2 separate regions of the Homo sapiens genome follow, and region 2 is linked to region 1. Evidence: read pairs that join two places in POLR2A ChIA-PET (ENCODE). Cell type or tissue: PC-3. All regions are shown on one strand. Links, peaks and the distances in the headings refer to the core of each region. The heading gives the core; the rest is flanking DNA.

Evidence for each region. ChIA-PET counts read pairs that join two places held together with the same protein. Peaks named below come from ENCODE experiments on the same cell type or tissue, not always from the same donor. Only the 100,000 strongest peaks of a DNase experiment are listed, where the experiment ranks them.
Region 2: POLR2A ChIA-PET joins it to region 1 with 6 read pairs; 1 of 35 experiments calls an interaction of 5 or more read pairs at or near these places.

Annotation. Positions count from the first base shown.
Region 1 is chr19:2,500,234-2,506,754 of GRCh38, forward strand. It overlaps the pseudogene RNU6-993P. Among named protein-coding and RNA genes, the nearest start is that of GADD45B, 27 kb to the left of the region's middle. In PC-3, for the core only: no CTCF peak of the experiment used is centred there; DNase peaks (open chromatin) are centred at 3,378 and 3,718; H3K4me3 peaks cover 647 bases; H3K27ac peaks cover 1,547 bases.
Region 2 is chr19:4,372,388-4,378,908 of GRCh38, forward strand. All of the region lies in intron 1 of SH3GL1 (SH3 domain containing GRB2 like 1, endophilin A2), which reads right to left. Among named protein-coding and RNA genes, the nearest start is that of SH3GL1, 25 kb to the right of the region's middle. RefSeq lists enhancers at 781-1,514, 2,205-2,499, 2,249-2,981, 2,265-2,559, 2,982-3,715 and 6 more and a silencer at 2,885-3,179. In PC-3, for the core only: a CTCF peak has its summit at 3,538; DNase peaks (open chromatin) are centred at 2,394, 2,984 and 3,484; H3K4me3 peaks cover 1,500 bases; H3K27ac peaks cover 2,500 bases.

The sequences.
Region 1 (6,521 bases), core at 2,172-4,671:
TGCAGTTAGAAGACACAGGGATGACCTCTGGAAGGTCCAAGGGACCAGAGTGAATGTTGTCGCCAAAGATCCTGTAAGTGAGAGGCGGAGCCGGGGCCGAGACTGGACACCTGTCAGCAAGCTCATTCCCCCAACGACACCCTGGCCTGTCTTGGCGTACGCTGGCAGTCTGCGTTCTGAACAGGGGAGATGTTTCTTTCTCAACCTTGGCTTGGAGTTCTCCCCAGAGTGATAAATGTTGGCGAGAAAGAGCGGCACATTCTTTTTTTTTTTTTTTTTTAGACAGAGTTTCACTCTTGTCGCCCAGGCTGGAGTGCCACGGTGCGATCTTGGCTCACCACAACCTCCGCCTCCCGGGTTCAAGCGATTCTTCTTCCTCAGCCTCCCGAGTAGCTGGGATTACAGGCATGAGCCACCACGCCCGGCTAATTTTGTATTTTTAGTAGAGACGGGGTTTCTCCGTGTGGGTCAGGCTGGTCTCAAACTCCTGACCACAGGTGATCCGCCCGCCTCAGCCTCCCACAGTGCTGGGATTACAGGCTTGAGCCACTGCGTCCGGCCAGGAGTGGCACATTCTTAGGGCCGGCTCACCCGTGAGGCCCTACATCACTCTTTCCACTGTAAACCCTGTGGTGGCTGCTACAGATCAGCCACAAGTGCAGAAAGCGCTGAACCCGACGCGGCCACCCAGGGGGAGCCCCCATCCCGGAGACTTTGCTGTGCCCTCCCAGGCCCCTCGTGGGATTTTTTCTCTTTTCTTTGGATCCCTGGCGGGGGTCGGAGAGGGTGTGGGAGGGCGCAGAATAAACCCTGAGCCTGCCTCATTGGCTGCCTGGGCTCCAGAGCCCTGCCGTTGCTTGTGGAGGACTTTCTGGGAATCACGTGGACTGGCCAGAAGGGCTGGGAACTGGAGAGCAGGCAAGGATTCTGGAAGAGGGGAGATCCCAGTGGGAGGGATTTGAGGCTGGCAGTGGGTCAGAGACAGAAGTCCAGATGGACAGGTTTAAAGTCTCTGCTTAAGGCGGGGCGTGGTGGCTCACGCCTGTAATTCCAGCACTTTGGCAGGCCAAGGCGGGTGGATCACTTGAGGTCAGGAGTTTGAGACCAGCCTGGGCAACATACTGAAACCCCGTCTCTACTAAAAATACAAAAATTAGTCAGGAGTGGTGGCGAGCGCCTGTAATCCCAGCTACTCAGGAGGCTGAGGCAAGAGAATCACTTGAACCCAGGAGGCGGAGGTTGCAGTGAGCCGAGATTGCGCCACTGCACTCCAGCCTGGGTGACAGAGTGAGACTCTGTCTCAAAAAAAATAAATAAAATAAATAAATAAAAATAAAAGTCTCTGCTTAGATAAGCACTATGCTTCTGCTGCCTGTAAATGGCTCTTTTACCCTTTCTTTAGCATGAAAACAAATTTTCTAATTATTATAAACAAAATGTGTGCAATGTGGAGGCTGGCTGTTGGTACTCATTATCCTTCTCTTGCTTGACGTCAAGTGAAAGATAAATTGTTGCCTCTGGCCCTTCCCAGGACCAAAGAGAAGGCACGACGTCAAATGCATCTCCTTGGATTTGGGAGGCAATGTATACTTAATTTGGGTGTGCTTCCCCGGCCTGGTTGAGGAGGCCATCGTGCCCTCCCTCCATCAGTCTGCGCTCTGTGGCATCTGTGGCGTGGACCCTTCTTTGCTTTGCAGAGGCAGAGTGTCTGCATTCGGCATCGTACCCAGCCCAGTCCAGAGTTTACAGTAGGGGTCACCCTTGGAGGTCTGTGTTCTGTGGGTTTTACCCAATGCATGAGGTTACATATCCACCATGACAGTGTCACATACAGTAATTTCACTGCTCCCCAAATCCTCTGTGCTCCACCTATTCACCCTTATCCCCGCTTCCTTCAACCTGGGTAACCCCTGATTTTTTTTTTTTTTTTTTTTTTTTGATGGAGTCTCATTCTGTCACCCAGGCTGGAGTACAGCAGTGCCATCTGGGCTCACTGCAACCTCCGCCTCCCGGGTTCGAGCGATTCTCCTGCCTCAGCCTCCCGAGTAGCTGGGATTACAGGCCTGCACCACCACATCCAGCTAATTTTGTATTTTCAGTAGAGACAGGGTTTCTCCATGTTGGTCAGGCTGGTCTCCAACTCCCGACCTCAGGTGATCCACCCGCCTCAGCCTCCCAAAGTGCTGGGATAACAGGCGTGAGCCACCACTGATGTTTTTACTCATGTATAGCTTTGCCTTTTGCGGAATCTTTTCTAGTTGGGATCGTAGCATGGAGGCTGTGAAGGCTGCAGCTTCTTTCACTTGTTTCCCGGTGTATTCCAGATTTCAGGAGTTATTCGTACAACTCGGCTTGTGACTTCACATCACTCCAGCCTCTTGTTTCTGTTGTTATGTCTCCTTCTCTGACTGACCTTCCTGCCACCCTCTTACAAGGACCCTGTGATGACATTGGGCCTACCTGGATAATCCAGACAAGATCTCTAATTTTTTTTTTTTTTTTGAGACAGAGTCTTGCTCTGTTGCCCAGGCTAGAGTACAGCGGCTCCATCTCGGCTCACTGCAACCTCTGCCTCCCGGGTTCAAGCCATTCTCCTGCCTCAGCCTCCCAAGTAGCTGGGACTAGAGGTGCCCGCCACCACGCCTGGCGAATTTTTTGTACTTTTTTTTAGTAAAGACGGGGTTTCACCGTGTTAGCCAGGATGGTCTCGATCTCCTGACCTCGTGATCCACCCGCCTTGGCCTCCCAAAGTGCTGGGATTACAGGCGTGAGCCACCCGCCTGGCAATTTTTAATTATTATTATTTCTTTTTTAAAAATATGAAATGCTTCATGTCATCCTTACGCAGGGGCAATACTAATCTTTGCATCCTTCCAACTTTTTGAATATGTGCTACTGAAGTGAGCATGTTATAAGGGTAAGGTTTTGTTTTTTTGTTTTTTTTTTTTAATTTTGAGATGGAGTTTTGCTCTTGTTGCAATGATGCGATCTCATCTCACTGCAATCTCTGCCTCCCAGGTTCAAGTGATTCTCCTGCCTTAGCCTCCTGAGTAGCTGGGATCACAGGCATGAGCCACCACGTCCAGCTAATTTTGTACTTCTAGTAGAGACGGGGTTTCGCCATGTTGGTTAGGCTGGTCTCGAACTCCTGACCTCAGGTGATCCACCCACCTTGGCCTCCCAAAGTGCTGGGATTACAGGCATGAACCACTGTACCCGGCCAGTAAAGGCTTTAAATGTTTAATGACTTCAATCTGTTGTGACTTTTTTTCTGTCCTAATAGCTTAAGCAAACCCCTTCTGGAATATCTGAAAAATATGTTGGTGGGTGTATGAGACAGGGCCGACTTCATGGGTGTGCGACTTGTGAGTCACCCAGGGCCCCATGATCAGAAGCGCTGTGTGGTCGGAAGGGCCCCACCCTTGGTTTAATGCTGCTGTCATTGTCTTGAAATTCTTAAACATTTTTGAAAAAGGGCCCTGTGTTTTCATTTTTTACTGAGCCCTGCACGTTACATGGCCGGTCCTGGTATGAGACCCTCTTATGCTCCCCTGCAGAGCCCCTCGACCTCACCCACTCACGGGCTAGCTCCGTCAGGTGTTGACGGATGTCACTCAGGTGTGAGCTCTGCACCTGAGCTCCCCCCTGCACACAGGCAGCCACAACCAGTCAGTGCAGAGGTGAGCCTGTGGCCAGTGAGGAGCCGGTGAGTCAACCTCCTCCCGCCTACGGGCCCTGAGACGCCGGCTCCGTGAGCTTGCGGGGTCGAGGGCGCCTATATTAAGCCAAGGCTGAGGCAGTGACACACCCTCTTATGGGCCTGCTCTCGCTCCCTGCTTCATTGTCCTGGTCTCTCCCTCTCGTATGGAGGATCAGACTGGACTCCCCCAGAAAACAAGAGCATATGAACCTTCTGTCTCAGGCTCTGCCTCTGGGGAGCCCAAGCTATGGTTGGCTGAATAGCAGCCGGCAAAGATGTCCTTGTTCTAATTCCGGGAGCACAGGGGTATGTCACCTTCCACGGCAACAGAGACTCTGCAGGTGCGATTGAGTGAAGGACTCTGAGATGGGAGAGCAGCCTGGATGATCTGGAGTCCCCAGTGTCCTCACAGGGTCCCTCATAAGAAAGACTAGAAGAGGCTGCGCTCCTGGCTGCGAAGGTGGAGGAAGGGGCCCCGAGCTGAGGGATGTGAGCCCCTCGACGCTGGGAAAGACGAGGAGTTGGATTCTTTTTTTTTTTTTTAATTTAAAATAATTTAATTTTAAGTCTGGGATACATGTGCAGATCTAAATGATAGTCTAGGAGAAAATATTTGCAACACCTATAACAGATCAGAATTCCCAAGCCTGCAGGTTTGTTACATAGGTAAACATGTGCCATGGTGGTTTGCTGCAATCAACCCGTCACCTAGGTATTAAGCCCCACATGTTGCTGGGCGCGGCGGCTCATGCCTGTAATCCCAGCACTTTGGGAGGCCGAGGTGGGTGGCTTGCTCGAGGTCAGGAGTTCGAGACCAGCCTGACCCACATGGTGAAACCCCGTCTCTACTAAAAATACAAAAATTAGCTGGGTGTGGTGGCGGACGCCTGTAATCCCAGCTACTCAGGAGGCTGAGGCAGGAGAATCACTTGAACCTGGGAAGCAGAGGTTGCAGTGAGCTGAGATTGCACCATTGCACTCCAGCCTGGGTGACAGAGCGAGACTCCGTCTCAAACAAACAAAAAGCCCCACGTACGTCAGCTCTTTATCCTGGAGCCCTCCCTCCCTTCCCCCTCACCTCACCCCCCAGCGGCCCCAGTGTGTGTTGTTCCCCTCCCTGTGTCCATGTGTTCTCAGTATTCAGCTCCCACTTATAAGTGAGAACATGTGGTGTTTGATTTTCTGTTCTGTGTTAGTTTGCTGAGGACAACGGCTTCCAGCTCCATCCATGTCCCTGCAAAGGACATGATCCCGTTCCTTTTTGTGGCTGCATAATATTCCATGCTGTGTATGTACAACATTTTTGTCTTTTGAGACAGAGTCTTGCTCTTGTCACCCAGGCTGGAGTGCAATGGCGGGATCTCAGCTCACTGCAACTTCCACCTCCCGGGTTCAAGCAATTCTCCTGCCTCAGCCTCCCGAGTAGCTGGGACTACAGGTGCCCACCACCACACTCAGCTAATTTTTTGTATTTTCAGTAGAAACAGGGTTTCACCGTGTTAGCCAGGATGGTCTCGATTTCCTGACCTCGCGATCCACCCTCCTCAGCCTCCCAAAGTGCTGGGATTACAGGCGTGAGCCACCGCGCCCAGCCAGGATGTATCATTTTAAATCTTAGTTTGTGGAACAGTTTTCTAACTAAGCATGTCACAAAACCTAGAGAATCAAGAAAGGAACATGTTGATGAGTTTTGTGTGCCAGACATAAAAATCTAAATGATAGTCTAGGAGAAAATATTTGCAACACTTGTAACAGACCAGAATTAACAAGCCTGCGTAAAAAGTGTCTTTCATCCCAAAGAAATACGCAAGTGATTTAATTAGGAAATAAACAGACTGGGTGCAGTGGCACACACCTGTAATCCCAGCACTTTAGGAGGCCAAGATAGGAGGATCACCTGAGCCCAGGAATTGGAGACCAGCCTGGGCAACACAGCAAGAACTCATCTTTAAAATTTTTTTTTAAATTAGCTGAGTGTGGTGGTGCTTCCATGTAGTCCCAGCTACTTGGGAGGCTGAGGTGGGAAGACTGCTTGAATTTGGGAGATCAAGGCTGCAGTGAGCTATGATAGCACCACTGGACTCCAGCCCGGGCGACAGAGCCAGCAGGCCCTGTCTCAAAAAAGAAAAAAAAAAAAAAAAGAAAAGAAAAGAAACAAAAAGTATGAATAGGCATTTTACATATGAGGGAATAAAAATGTCTCATAATTCTAGGGACCGGTACACACACATATGCTGGAATGCACACACACATCCAAGTGTGTGTACAGAAATTAATATGTAGGCTGGGTACGGTGGCTAATGCCTGTAATCCCAGCACTTTGGGAGGCTGAGGAAGGCGGATCACCTGAGGTCAGGAGTTCGAGACCAGCCTGACCAACATGGCGAAATCCCGTCTTTCCTAAAAATACAAAATTAGCTGGGCGTGGTGGGTGCATGCCTGTAATCCCAGCTAAATCCCAGCTACTCGGGAGGCTGAGGCAGGAGAATCACTTGAATCCGGGAGGTGGAGGTTGCAGTGAGCCGAGAACACGCCATTGCACTCTATCCTGGGCGGCAAGAGTGAAACTCCGTGTCAAAAAAAAAGAAAGAAAGAAACATGTTCATAAGGCACTTTATTGAAAGATAGTGTGTAAAAGTAGCAAAACTCAGAAATAATCTAAATGTCCATCAATAGTATATAATTTTTTTTTTTTTGAGATGGAGTCTCGCTCTGTTGCCCAGGCTGGAGTGCAGTGGCACAATCTTGGCTCACTGCAACCTCTGCCCCCCAGGTTCATTGCCTGCCTCATCTTCCTGAGTAGCTGGGATCACAGGTGCCT
Region 2 (6,521 bases), core at 1,430-3,929, 1.9 Mb after region 1:
TGCAGCTGTGTTCAAGGCCTGGTCAGCCATGGAAAGGGGCAAAGCCAGGGTAAGGCCTGCAGAAGCAGCAGAGTCCTTATCAGACCTCTGTGCAAAACAGCTGGAATACAGGGTCGGGGTGGAGGCCCCAGGGAGGGACGTAAGGATCCCTGTGGTGTAGAAAAAGCCCTGACGTGGGAAGAGGGCAGGGGCAAAGGATGTAGGGATGTATCATATCCGTGTGTCTCTGAACCCCTTTCCATCTGCAACGCCCTTCCCTGCTGGCCCAACACCTGGGAGCCACTGCCCAACACACATGGCCACCTCGAGTCCATCACAGCTTCTTTCCCATGAGTCAAAAAGTCGAAGACGCGCACAGCCTGGAGGCGGCCTGCTGCCCAGCGACACAGGAAGCCACTGGCCTTCGTGTCCCCTTTTCCATGTGGGCTCCCAGGCTCCTGGCTTGCTGATGTGTCTGTCTGTCCTTCCTGGAAACCTTCAGTGGCCCCAGTGGCATGGGGACTCTCCAGACCTGAGGCCCTTGCGTGCTGACTATGAAAGCTCGCCTATCTACAGGGGCGGCGCTGGCTGCAGGCAGCTCTGAGCTTTCCTGTGACAGTAAGTGCCTGGCATGGGTGGGGTTGTGGCCCCTGGGCTCCTGGTCTGGGAGCCTGCAGGGCATCCGCAGGTGAAAAGCAGGAGTAGTCATTCCTGCACATGCTCAGGGATGAGGCCAGGAGGGGGAGGGAGAGGAGCAGTGGGAGGGGGGGCCACAGGAGCACCACAGGTGCCAAGTGACCCTCACAGGTGCCAGGTGATCCTCATGGCCCGGCGGCGAGGAATCAGACGGCAGAAACCCACTCCCCAGCCCAAGGGAAGATGGAGGGAGCCTCTGCCTTGGGGCTGACTGGGTCATCACCCACTGTGTGTGATGCACGGAGGGAAGGGTCCCGACAGCCGGGGCTCCCCTCAGCATCTGGGAGTTCTGAGAGCCCTGGATTTGCCACTGTCCTTCGAGCCTCCAGCCTCTCAGTAGAGATCTCCCCTCCTGTCCATCAAGGCTGAATGGTTTTTAAAAAGCAGCCTTTGGGAACGGAGGCACTGAAAACAATGAATCAAGACAAAGTTTCTGAAATTATTTTCTCACGGAAACCCCAAACCAGACGCTGCCACCATGGCCAGATTGGGCACCCGGGGACAGCCACAGACCCACCTCTGTGGCGGGTCAGGCGCTCCTCTGGGAACCAAGCTCTGGCAGCAAAAGGACAGTGGCTCTGGAAGCCCCAGGCGTCCTCTCAGCCAAAGGGGCAGTCCCTTGGGCCTGGGCTGGCAACCGAGATACCGGCTCTGGACTGGAACCAGAATGGGCTCTGCCTCAGACCAGGCCACAGAGGGCCCCCTGAGAGCCCGGCTTCCCCACGGCCCCCAGGCTGTGGGGACAGGCCTGCCACAGACTTCCTGGCCAGAGGTGTGGCTGGGTGCCATGGTAGGGAAAGACAGCCAGACATTGGGGGCCATGGTGCGGCCCGGCCACCGCAGTCTAAATCGCCTTGGGGGTGCGTTTCTGCCAACTGTGGTGCTGGCCATTCATGCCGTCTCTCAGGCTGTCGGGCCCTGCCCTGCCTGACTCCTGGCTCTTGGAGCTGGAGAAAGGACTCTCAGATTGGCAGAGAGCGATAAATGCTTTGTTGTGTGCGCGGCAGCGAGCCGATGTCATTTGAAGTCACAGCACATGAAAATGAGGGGGAGAAAAAAACTTAGGCAAGAGAAATCCTCCAGATGGGCCCTGGAGGCCCCATCCAAGAGTCTGAGGCCAACACATCAGGGGAACTGGAAGCAGAGAGGGAATCAGCCACTGGAAAGAAGTCACGCAGACGAAGTGGTGACAGCCACGACAGGAAATTGCTCAGCGGTGGCCACAACAGAGTGGCAGCCAGGGGCCAGGGGCCAGCTCTGTGACCATCCCCGAGAGAGAAAGGGGACATTCAGGCCTGGTCTATGATGGTCTGGTGGCCGGAGGCTCCGTGAGGGCAGCCCCAGGGCCAGAAGGACCTCTCCTGTGCTGACAGCAAAGTCACCAGCGGGAGTCCAGCCCACACTGCCTTTCTGATGAGGCCTCCAGCTCTGGCTGCTGACTTTAAACCCTAAGGAACCCTGTGCAGGGCCTGCATCCCGGAAGGCCTCCACCAGCCCGAACCTGGCCCGTCCGCCCTAGATGGGGCAATCGGCGTTTCTCCCGGGACAGCCTCCTCCCTGGCCTCCTGGCCCTCGTCTGCATTGAGAGGCTTGGCCTCTGGTCCGCATGCTGCCCTTCCCGTGCTGTGGCCTTGCAGCCCGGCCTCTCCCCTGCTGTCCCCCTTGGCTCTGGCCTGGCCCCTGGGCCCCTGAGTCACCCCTGAGGTGACTCAGCAGTCCTTGGAAACGCATGCCGAGGACGCACCCTGCCTGGCCCAGCTCCACATGGGTGTGGGGGAGGCTGCGGGCTGCGCCTGGTGGCCGTATGGGGCCTAGGCTGGCCAGTGCTGCCCAATGGTGGGGGCTCCCTCACCGCCCGTCTGGCAGAAGCCATGGGCCACACGCTGTCCCAGCACATGGTGGCAGGGCGGTGACCTGGGCTCGGCTCTAATGACCGGCAGCCCTGGGGCTCCCATCACCACTACCAGTCTGCCCAGGAGGCAGCAGAGCACTGAGCCCGACCTGCTCCCCTCGGGCACCTACGAGACCCACCTGCCCCTCCATGCGTGGGGGAGAAGGGGTGCCCTCTGCTGTGGAAAGCTGGGACCTACTGTCTGTGGTGCGAGGCTGACCCCACAGAGCTCCAGGACAACCCCGAGAGGAGTGGACAGAGCCAGCCGGGCCCTCCAGCCCCCACCTGGCCCAGCTGCCGCCTCTGGGCAGATGTCTCCACTTGATAAACAGGACAGCTAAGGGCCTAGGAGAGACATGCCTGGCCCAAGGCCAGACAGCAGGAGTGGCTAGGAAGGTCAAGGGATCCCCACTGCAGGCCCCACCAACCCTGGCTCTGCCTGGAATGCAGTCAGGGCAGGTGGAAGGGGAGGGGCAACGCCCCAGGGCTGGGCGAGGAATCTGGGAGCAGGTGGGAAGCTCATGCTACCTTCCCAGGAGACGGGAGGACAGGCCTGCCAACCAGGGGGCTCAGCTATGTGGGACACACGCTCCCACCCTTGCCCTTGCACAGGGTTTCATCCAAACATGGAGATGCCAGTGAGTGCCTGGGGCTCCTCTCCCAGGAACAAACCACACCCAGAGCTCCAGCCCGAGCGAACACATCTACATGAAAATCAGCCTCATGCATCATGCATTGTAATTTCTCATCTTGGGGACCAGGCAGGAGGGCTGTGTGACATACAACTGGTAAAATCAGTTTCCGATGAAAACTTATAAAAGGAAAAAGCCAACCCACAAACAAATGAGGCGATAAATCCCCTGAGGCTCCGCCTGGCAGGGAAACACCAGCTCTGCAGCACTGAGCACAGGCTGGTGTTCCCACTGGGGGCAGCATGGAGGATCTGCGTCCAGGGGGCAGAGTGTGATGACATCACCCACATGCACAGGAACGATAAGGCTTTCTTAAAAAACGATCTTTTCTCAACAGCTCCTCAAAAGGAGCTGAGGCAATGCATAGCCCTGCAGGAAGAGACTGGAAATGGTCTTGGAGAGAGAACTGCGGGGCATGGTGACAGCGGTGAGAGGCTGCAGGTGCACAGATCTCAACGAGGGGCCGTGAGTTCCCTCACTCCCTGAGAGCTGAGGAGACTTGCCCGAAAGCCCAGAGCCCTTCCTGAGACACAGAAACCATCTTCACCATCTCTAAGATCCCTTCCATTTCTGAAGGACTTCCATTTCTTTGTGACTGTGGGCCACCATGGGCATGAGTCACCTGTCACCAGAGCCTGGTGTCCCTGTGCAGCTGTGCCAGGTGGGCAGAGGAGACAGGTGAAGGCACATTCCTCAGCGCCCGCTCACAGCTCTGCCCACCGTGCATTCTGTAGAGAACCTCAGCGCCCTCCTCCCTGCCGGCAGCCAGGCAGGGATTTAGGTGGTTTCTGTTTGGCCTCCAGTGCTTGCCTCTCCCGTGTCCTATCCGCCCAGACCTCAGACCTCAGAGAAGCCTCCTCCCACAGGAAGCTCTCCTGATTGATCCCCATCACTGGTCTCCTCACCTTCTCCCAACACACCACTGATGCCTCCTCTCTCGTGCGCCTGCCCCTTCACACTTCATCTTACACCCCCATCTGCCTGGGCGGCCCCCCCATCTCCCCTCAGAGCTTTTGCTCTCGCTGTTCCTTCTCCCTCACTGAGCCTCCCTGGATCTTCCCATGCTGGGTCTTAGCCACCAGGGCTCTGTCCATCCAAATGTCCCCATGGCTGCAAGGCTGCCCCACCCTCCTGCTATCCTCACGGGGCCTCGCATTCCTCTTGCTTGCTTGTTTTCGGGTCCCCTGCTGTCCCGTCTCAGACACAGGAAGCACTCTCCAATGCTTAGCGCCCTAGAATAAAGGACCCCGGGCAACCTCTTGGGGGTCCTCGCCACATCCCACCCCTTGACAGCAGCTAAGCTCCGGGGGCAGCAACTCCCCGCAGTGACCCGGAAGGCAGCCAGATGATACTCCTCCCATCACCTTCCCTTTTGTGGCTCGTGGACGGTTCACCTGGGCTGACACTGATGGAGGCCGCCAGGCCCATTCCCAGCCTGGAGCTGGCTCCCTCCCCAGAGAGCTGCAAGGTTGGGAAAATTTGCAAAGAACAAAACGTGAGCTAGGCAGGCCTAGCCTGACTCACATCCTGGGGACCCAGCTACCACATTTGGGCAGTTTCTTATCCAGGAGGATGCCCGGGAACAGTGACAGGTCTGAGGTCTGGGCGGATAGGACACGGGAGAGGCAAGCACTGGAGGCCAAACAGAAACCGCCTAAATCCCTGCCTGGCTGCCAGCAGGGAGGAGGGCACTGAGGTTCTCTACAGAATGCGTGGTGGGCAGAGCTGTGAGCGGGCACTGAGGAATGTGCCTTCACCTGTCTCCTCTGCCTATCTGGCACACTTACACAGGGACACCAGGCTCTGGTGACAGGTGACTCATGCCCATGGTGGCCCACAGTCACGAAGACAGGTTTTCTGAGGTGTGGCTACCAAAAGCACCCAGGCCAGAAGTCATCCCGGGTGGCACGGGGCAGGGCAGGGGGTGGTGAGAGGCGGTCAGCAGCTCTGCACAGCCAGCCGCGCCTGTGCACTGGGGCCCTCTGCGAGCATTAGGTGCCAGCAGCTGTCACCTTGCAGTGGCCACTCCTGCCCCCTCGCCAGGTCACGTGCACTGGCTCTGGCGCATGGGTGCCCCTGGCCGCTCAGAGGCACTGCCTGCTCCTTACACAGTGATGTCGGTGGTGGAAACCCGGGCTGGGAATCTCAGAATTGCTGACCACGGCCTCAGCACAGAGGAAGCAGGCAAATGGCCCGAGTCCCCCCACCATCTCCCCTGCAGCGAGAAGACTGCAGCCTCTCCTGTCTGAAGACTCGCGTTTGGGTCCCGGGCCTGGGAGATTCTGGCGGGTGCAGCCTGCTTCCCAGGGCCCCTTCTGCCCCGCTGTGGCTCATCGTCCTTGGAGGGACACCACTCGGGACAGGCTCTCGTCGCCAACCCACCCCAAGTTCTCTGTCCTCAAACACAAGCTTCCTGCCAGCAGGGCCAGGCACAGGGACAGGGGTGGCAGAGGCAGCACAGGGCCTGGCACCCAGGTGGCGTCAGTCACTGAGTATATGGTGAGATAATAAATACTAGTTGTTGAGATAACAAATAAATAAGAAGCAGCCCTGCCCTCGGGAGCTCAGGTGTGCCAGTAACACATCAGAGCAAAGGTGTGCCGTAACGCCACGAGGCAAGCAGGCTGACGTGGGATTAGGGTGCCTGGATGGGCGACACCGGGACTGGATGTGGTTCCAGCTCTGCCGTTCGGGGCTGTGACTCTGAGCAGGAACACAAACCCCTCTGAGCCTCGGTTTTCTCAACCATCTCAGGCGTGGATGTGCTTTAGAAACTACACACCACCAGGCCAGGTGCGGTGGCTCACACCTGTAATCCCAGCACTTTGGGAAACCGAGACGGGCAGATCACCTGAGGTCAGGAGTTTGAGACCAGCCTGACCAACAGGGAGAAACCCCATCTCTACTAAAAATACAAAAATTAGCTGGGCATGGTGGTGCATGCCTGTAATCCCAGCTACTTGGGAGGCTGAGGCAGCAGAATCGCTTGAACCCGGGAGGCGGAGGTTGTGGTGAGCTGAGATCGCGCCATTGTACTCCAGCCTGGGCAACAAGAGTAAAACTCTCTCAAAAAATAAAAATAAAAAAAACAGAAACCATACACCACCCTACGATCCTAGGCTACTGTGCACTGAGCAACTGAGTCCCGAGGAATGATGGGTGTGGGGCCGGCCAGGGGTTTCACCTCCGCCCCACGACACTGCCTCTGAGCCCAGTTTTTCTGGAGCAAGAGGCTTCATGCAGGCCCTTAAGAAGAAGAAGAA